Regions from separate parts of the Homo sapiens genome. Here all the other regions are linked to region 2. The links are chromatin loops, found by intact Hi-C in ENCODE. Cell type or tissue: heart right ventricle. All regions are shown on one strand.

The links. A loop is a pair of places that touch in the nucleus more often than their neighbours do. Peaks named below come from ENCODE experiments on the same cell type or tissue, not always from the same donor. Only the 100,000 strongest peaks of a DNase experiment are listed, where the experiment ranks them.
Region 1: a loop joins it to region 2, with 2.2 times the contacts of the local background. A loop is called at or near these places in 20 of 110 quality-filtered maps.
Region 3: it touches region 2 in a loop (11-fold over the local background); 84 of 110 quality-filtered maps call a loop at or near these places.

Annotation. Positions count from the first base shown.
Region 1 is chr16:2,089,593-2,092,092 of GRCh38, reverse strand. PKD1 (polycystin 1, transient receptor potential channel interacting) reads left to right here. Exons shown (of 46, transcript NM_001009944.3): 40 at 1-46; 41 at 187-312; 42 at 496-670; 43 at 919-1,209; 44 at 1,285-1,419; 45 at 1,503-1,808; 46 at 1,899-2,500. The coding sequence ends at 2,366. It overlaps MIR1225 (microRNA 1225), which reads left to right and starts at 1,809; the gene lies at 1,809-1,898. It overlaps PKD1-AS1 (PKD1 antisense RNA 1), which reads right to left and starts at 657. Exons shown (of 3, transcript NR_135175.1): 1 at 479-657. In heart right ventricle, a CTCF peak has its summit at 1,144; a DNase peak (open chromatin) is centred at 1,530; H3K4me3 peaks cover 628 bases; H3K27ac peaks cover 2,006 bases.
Region 2 is chr16:2,021,954-2,024,453 of GRCh38, reverse strand. No RefSeq gene overlaps it. Among named protein-coding and RNA genes, the nearest start is that of NPW, 3.4 kb to the right of the region's middle. RefSeq lists a silencer at 978-1,157 and a cis regulatory region at 157-1,846. In heart right ventricle, CTCF peaks have their summits at 955 and 1,178; a DNase peak (open chromatin) is centred at 1,053; H3K4me3 peaks cover 1,686 bases; H3K27ac peaks cover 1,644 bases; H3K27me3 peaks cover 112 bases.
Region 3 is chr16:2,139,788-2,142,287 of GRCh38, reverse strand. No RefSeq gene overlaps it. Among named protein-coding and RNA genes, the nearest start is that of MIR3180-5, 4.9 kb to the right of the region's middle. In heart right ventricle, a CTCF peak has its summit at 1,516 (motif pointing right); a DNase peak (open chromatin) is centred at 1,507; H3K27ac peaks cover 442 bases.

The sequences.
Region 1 (2,500 bases), 68 kb before region 2:
ACAATGGCTCGGGGACGTGGGCCTATTCAGCGCCGGATCTGCTGGGGTGAGCAGAGCGAGGGCCCCGGGCGTCTACGCCAAGGACAAGGGAGTAGTTCTCCAGGAGTGCCGCGGCCTCCTGACCAGCCTGGCTCCGGGGTGCCGGAAGGGCTGGGGTGCGGCACCCACGCCACCCCTCTCCGGCAGGGCATGGTCCTGGGGCTCCTGTGCCGTGTATGACAGCGGGGGCTACGTGCAGGAGCTGGGCCTGAGCCTGGAGGAGAGCCGCGACCGGCTGCGCTTCCTGCAGCTGCACAACTGGCTGGACAACAGGTGGGAGCTCCCTCCCCTGCCCTCTCCGGGGTGGCCGCAGTCACCAGCCAGGAGCCCACCCTCACTCCTCCGGCCCCCGCTGGCCTAGGCGGCTTCCACAGCCCCTCAGCCACGCCTGCACTGCGCGGTCCCCGCAGCTCCCGCCCTGCCACCCGCTCCTACTGACCCGCACCCTCTGCGCAGGAGCCGCGCTGTGTTCCTGGAGCTCACGCGCTACAGCCCGGCCGTGGGGCTGCACGCCGCCGTCACGCTGCGCCTCGAGTTCCCGGCGGCCGGCCGCGCCCTGGCCGCCCTCAGCGTCCGCCCCTTTGCGCTGCGCCGCCTCAGCGCGGGCCTCTCGCTGCCTCTGCTCACCTCGGTACGCCCGTCCCCGGCCAGACCCCGCGCCTCCCACCGGCAGCGTCCCGCCCCCTCGCGGGGCCCCGCCCCGGCAGCGTCTCACCCCTCGCAGCGCCCCGCCCCCTCGCAGCGTCCCGCCCCCTCGCAGGGCCCCGCCCCGGCAGCGTCCCGCCCCCTCGTAGGGCCCCGCCCCGGCAGCGTCCCGCCCCCTCGCAGGGCCCCGCCCCGGCAGCGTCCCTCCCGCCCTCCTGACCGCGCCCCCCACAGGTGTGCCTGCTGCTGTTCGCCGTGCACTTCGCCGTGGCCGAGGCCCGTACTTGGCACAGGGAAGGGCGCTGGCGCGTGCTGCGGCTCGGAGCCTGGGCGCGGTGGCTGCTGGTGGCGCTGACGGCGGCCACGGCACTGGTACGCCTCGCCCAGCTGGGTGCCGCTGACCGCCAGTGGACCCGTTTCGTGCGCGGCCGCCCGCGCCGCTTCACTAGCTTCGACCAGGTGGCGCAGCTGAGCTCCGCAGCCCGTGGCCTGGCGGCCTCGCTGCTCTTCCTGCTTTTGGTCAAGGTGAGGGCTGGGCCGGTGGGCGCGGGGCTGGGCGCACACCCCAGGGCTGCAAGCAGACAGATTTCTCGTCCGCAGGCTGCCCAGCAGCTACGCTTCGTGCGCCAGTGGTCCGTCTTTGGCAAGACATTATGCCGAGCTCTGCCAGAGCTCCTGGGGGTCACCTTGGGCCTGGTGGTGCTCGGGGTAGCCTACGCCCAGCTGGCCATCCTGGTAGGTGACTGCGCGGCCGGGGAGGGCGTCTTAGCTCAGCTCAGCTCAGCTGTACGCCCTCACTGGTGTCGCCTTCCCCGCAGCTCGTGTCTTCCTGTGTGGACTCCCTCTGGAGCGTGGCCCAGGCCCTGTTGGTGCTGTGCCCTGGGACTGGGCTCTCTACCCTGTGTCCTGCCGAGTCCTGGCACCTGTCACCCCTGCTGTGTGTGGGGCTCTGGGCACTGCGGCTGTGGGGCGCCCTACGGCTGGGGGCTGTTATTCTCCGCTGGCGCTACCACGCCTTGCGTGGAGAGCTGTACCGGCCGGCCTGGGAGCCCCAGGACTACGAGATGGTGGAGTTGTTCCTGCGCAGGCTGCGCCTCTGGATGGGCCTCAGCAAGGTCAAGGAGGTGGGTACGGCCCAGTGGGGGGGAGAGGGACACGCCCTGGGCTCTGCCCAGGGTGCAGCCGGACTGACTGAGCCCCTGTGCCGCCCCCAGTTCCGCCACAAAGTCCGCTTTGAAGGGATGGAGCCGCTGCCCTCTCGCTCCTCCAGGGGCTCCAAGGTATCCCCGGATGTGCCCCCACCCAGCGCTGGCTCCGATGCCTCGCACCCCTCCACCTCCTCCAGCCAGCTGGATGGGCTGAGCGTGAGCCTGGGCCGGCTGGGGACAAGGTGTGAGCCTGAGCCCTCCCGCCTCCAAGCCGTGTTCGAGGCCCTGCTCACCCAGTTTGACCGACTCAACCAGGCCACAGAGGACGTCTACCAGCTGGAGCAGCAGCTGCACAGCCTGCAAGGCCGCAGGAGCAGCCGGGCGCCCGCCGGATCTTCCCGTGGCCCATCCCCGGGCCTGCGGCCAGCACTGCCCAGCCGCCTTGCCCGGGCCAGTCGGGGTGTGGACCTGGCCACTGGCCCCAGCAGGACACCCCTTCGGGCCAAGAACAAGGTCCACCCCAGCAGCACTTAGTCCTCCTTCCTGGCGGGGGTGGGCCGTGGAGTCGGAGTGGACACCGCTCAGTATTACTTTCTGCCGCTGTCAAGGCCGAGGGCCAGGCAGAATGGCTGCACGTAGGTTCCCCAGAGAGCAGGCAGGGGCATCTG
Region 2 (2,500 bases):
AAGTGGGCCTAGCAAAGCAGGGAGCAGGAGGAATGAGGCAGCCAGAGAGGAACCAGAGGTCACGATTTCAGAGGAGGTGCAGAGTCAGTGAGAGGGGACAGTGAGTCCAGGGGCCTGGAGGAACAGGCGAGGAAGGGTGACCTAGAAGCTCTCGGGGGCAAACCCTCCCAGGCCTCTTCTCCAGCCAGCCTCCGGAAGCTCTCAGCCCTGGTCCGAGGCTGACCTTGGCCCGTATGGGTGCTGCGCTGGAGGCAGAGAAAGGCGAAGGGAAGCACCTGGGCAAAGGTGTTCAGGGGCCGCAAAGTGCTTGGTGTCTCGAAGAAAGGGCTAGGGAGGTGGGCGGGAGGGAGTAGGGTCAGCATCGAGAGGAGGGTGGACTTTATTTTCCTGGTTCTGTGGGGTGCAGATGGGGTGTGGGTGACGTGGGCTCCCCGGGCCCCAGCAGGAGGGAAGAAAGTCAAGGCAGAGGCAATCAGAGGCTTGGGAGATCCCCCAACTCTCCACCCAACCCCCTTAACCCACGCCTGCCAGCATGCTACCCAGGCGTGGGTCCTATCCAGCAGAGGGAGAGCAGGTCTCAGCCGTTCCCCTGGGCTGTCGGTGGGGGGTCCACCGGGGTGGGGGCCGCCCGTGCACTCCTGTTTTGGCAGGACCTTTCCTTCGGGCCTTGAACCCGCATCCCTCCAGCAAGGTCCCAGCGATCTCAGGGAGCCCGAGCCTGGACCTGGACCGGGGCTCCGGGGTGTGGCCGTGGCCTGGGGCCCTGTCTGGGGGTGGGGCCACTATTCCGACTCCCGGTAATGGTCCAGAGCTGCTCAGGCAGGCGGGGCTTCCTAATGGACATTAATGGCCCTTCAAGCATAACCAGACCGCGCCTAGGGCCTCTTCCCTCAGGCTGCACCATGCCTCTCTTTACATTCTGAAACTGGAGCAGGCGGAGCCAGCGCGACAGAAGGAGGTGACCAACAGAGACCCACAGACCAGACAGAGAGAGAAGGCCGGGGGACTGCGACGACCCAAGAGTGGGGAGAGGCAGGAAACCGCTGCCGCCGACGGGGCGACCCCGCCCACCCGTCGTGGCCCCGCCCACTGCGGCTCTAGCCCCGCCCGTTGCTGGAGGCGCGAGTCGGACGCTACCGCCCGGAACAGTAGCCGCGCAGCGCCACCTGGCCGGAACTGGTGGCATTGCATCGTGCGAGGAGTTGCCCCAGGATCCTGCCCATCTGGCTTCCTTCCACTCGATCCAGTCCTGTGGGGTGGGGACTGGGGTGAGGCTGGCGCCCTAGGCCTGGTTGCGCTGCAGGGGAATAAGGGTGTGGAGTGGGGGAGGCAGAGAAGCCTCTCATGGGCTCTGTCTCCCCATCTTGGACCAGGCAAGCACCAGGGAACATCACTGAACGCCCCCCCGCCAGCCCCGCGAGAACAGAGCTTTGAGCACCTTGGCCTGCGCAAGGGGAGGCCAGAGCTGAAGCAGCCCCAGGAAGAACATTTAACCCAGCCTGGGGCCCTGGAGTCCTCCTTCGGCGGGGGAGGTCCCGGGCTGTCCTGGAATCTGCAGTCTGGAGCAGGCGGTGGGGAAGGGGGAGGAGGCAGTGGGAGGGGCGGTGAGAGCAGACAGAGCCAGCCCTGCCAGAGCACGGGTATCGTCCCATAGGCAGTGGGGAGCCCTTGAGGCGTGGTGTGGTGGTGACGAGGTCAGGACATCCATGTTCTTAGAGGTCAGGTTCAGTGAGGAACAGGGGCAGGAGTGGGAAGGAATGAGCTCGCAGGAGAATGAGTTGCCCTGTGAGGTGTGTGACCACCTCTTCACCCAGCACAGAGCCGGAGGGAGGGCTAGATGGAACCAAGGGCTCCATAAGAATTGGCTGTTGGCCGGGCGCGGTGGCTCACGCCTGTAATCCCAGTACTTTGGGAGGCCAAGGCGGGCGGATCACGAGGTCAGGAGATCGAGACCATCTTGGCCAACATGGTGAAACCCCGTCTCTACTAAAAATACAAAAATTAGCTGGGCGTGGTGGTGGGCGCCTGTAGTCCCAGCTACTCGGGAGGCTGAGGCAGGAGAATGGTGTGAACCCGGGAGGCGGAGCTTGCAGTGAGCGGAGATCATGCCACTGCACTCCAGCCTGGGCAACAGTGCAAGACTCTGTCTCAAAAAAAAAAAAAACAAAAATTAGCTGGGCGTGGTAGTGGGCACCTGTAATCCCAGCTACTGGGGAGGCTGAGGTGGGAGAATCATCTGAGCCGGGGAGGCAGAGAGGCGGAGGTTGCAGTGAGCCGAGATAGTGCCTCTTCAGCATGGGCTGGAGACTCCGTCTCAAAAAAAAAAAAAAAAAAAAGAAAAGAAAAAGAATTGAAGGGGTGGAGATAAAAAGCACCCACATTTGGGAGACAGACACACCTTGGAGATGGAAAGGACCTACCAGTGAGGGGAGGGGGGCTTCTAGAAGTGGGGGTGGGGAGCTGGTTCCACAGAGGCATCCTGGAGCCAGGCCCAGGACCA
Region 3 (2,500 bases), 120 kb before region 2:
GAGTCTAAATTAAATCACAATTATCTGATTCTTCCACATTTGATAGAACTTGTCCACAAAAAGATCTGGATTAAGTGTCTTTTCCTGACATGGCTTTTGATACGTTTTCAATGTGTTCTTTTGTTATTGGTCTATTTGGGGTTTTAATTTTTTCTAGAATTGGTTTTTACAGTTTGTAACATATAAGCATCCCATATAGATTTCAAAAATGTAGGCAAACAATTGCACATAATTTTCTTTTATAATTTTTAACTTTTTTCATCTCTGTGAATAAACCTTCATTCTTCATCTGAATGTCCCATATTTTCTTTTTCTCTCTCCTTTTCTCTCAGTCACACTTACCAGAAGTTTTTCCTAGAAAAATCTTAGCAACTATATCTATTAAATAGCTCGATTTTATTCATCAATTCTACTCTTTCTTTTTTTTTTTTTTTTTGAGGCCCAGCCTACTCTTTCTTTTAAAGTAACTAATTTCTGCTCTTTACTTTCTAATTTCCTTCCATCTTTTTTGGGGGGTTTATTTTACAGGTGTTTTTCTAGAATGTTGAAATAAATACTTAATTTATATATTGGTTTGATTCTTCATGCTAACTAATAAAAACAAGTGAAGTTATCCGTTTCTCTCCATGTATAACTTTGACTGCATCCCCATAGATTTTCTATGATGTTTGCTCATTACTATTCATTTCCTTTTTTTTTTTTTCCTTCTTTTTTGAGACAGAGTCTCGCTCTGTCACCCAGGCTGGAGTGCAGTGGCATGATCTCAGCTCACTGCAACCTCCACTTCCAGGGTTCAAGTAATTCTCCTGCCTCAGCCTCCCTAGAAGCTGGGATTACAGGCATGTGCCCCCACGCTCTGCTAATTTTTGTATTTTTAGTAGAGACAGGGTCTCACCATGTTGGCCAGGTTGGTCTTGAACTCCTGACCTCTGGTGATCCGCCTGGCTTGGCCTCCCAAAGTGCTAGGATTACAGTCATGAGCCACCCCACCCAGCCTATTCATTTCTATATGCTCTACTTTTTATTTATTTATTTTTTGAGACACGGTCTCACTCTGTTGCCCAGGTTGGAGTGCAGTGGCACGATCTCAGCACACTGCAACCTCCCCATCCCGGGTTCAAGCGATTCTCCTGCCTCAGCCTCCCAAGTAGCTGGGAATACAGGCCTGCATCCCCACACCCAGCTAATTTTTGTATTTTTGGTAGAGATGGGGTTTTGCGATGTTGGCCAGGCTGGTCTTGAACTCCTGACCTCAAGTGATCCACCCACCTCGGCCTCCTGTAGTGCTGGGATTACAGGCGTGAGCCACCGCACCCAGTCCATGATTTCCATCTTTACCTTTCAGTGATCTGGGCTGTCAGGGTGTCCAGCTGTCCTGTGACCCTCTGCGGATGGTTCTTCCGGCCTCTCTACTCAGGTGGGAGTCCCTGAATTAGGCTGTGCTTGTGGGAGCTTCAGTTTTGATCTGGTTTCAAGATTTGATGCAGTGAGCAAGTGAAAGTACCCAAGAGAGCCTCTAGGGGGCGGTGGTGTTTAAGGCCACGTTCTTTTTTTTCTTTTCTTTTCTTTTCTTTTTTTTTTTGAGATGGAGTCTACCTTTGTCACCAGACTGGAGCGCAGTGGCGCGATCTCGGCTCACTGCAACCTCCACCTCCTGGGTTCAAGCTATTCTCCTGCCTCAGCCTCCCGAGTAGCTGGGATTACAGGCACACACCGCCACACCCAGCTAATTTTTGTATTTTTAGTAGAGACAGGGTTTCACCACGTTGGCCAGGATGGTCTCCATCCCCTGACCTGGTGATCCACTCACCTCGGCCTCCCAAAGTACTGGGATTACAGGCGTGAGCCACCGCGTCCGGCCAAAGGCCACGTTCTTATCTAAGCTTTTCCTCTGACCTTGCCTAACATCTGTAATGCCAAAATAGTTAACACGCCCTGTTTTGTGTACAATACAGCTTATTAACTGTGCTACTCAAAGTCTCTATATCTTTACTGACATAAAAAAATTGTCTCTTTGGCCGGGTACGGTGGCTCACGCTTGTAATCCCAGCACTTTGGAAGGCCGAGGCAGGTGGATCACTTGAAGCCAGGAGTTAGAGACCAACCTGGCCAGCATGGTGAAACCCTGTCTCTACTAAAATTACAAAAATTAGCCAGGTGTGGTGGTGCACGCCTGTAATCTCAGCTACTCAGGAGGCTGAGGCACGAGAATCACTTGAACCTGGGAGGCAGATGTTGTGGTGAGCTGAGATCGTGCCACTGCACTCCAACATCCTGGGCAACAGAGCGAGATTCTGTTTCAAAAGAAAAAAAAAATTGTCTCTCTCTCTTTCTTTTTTTTTTTAGACAGGATCTCACTCTGTCATGTAGGCTGGAGTGCAGTGGTGCCATCATGGCTTACTGCAGCCTTGACCTTCTGGGCTCAAGTGAGCCTCCCACCTCATCCTCCCAAATAACTGGGACCACAGGCGAGCTCCGCTATGCCTGGCTAATTTTTTGT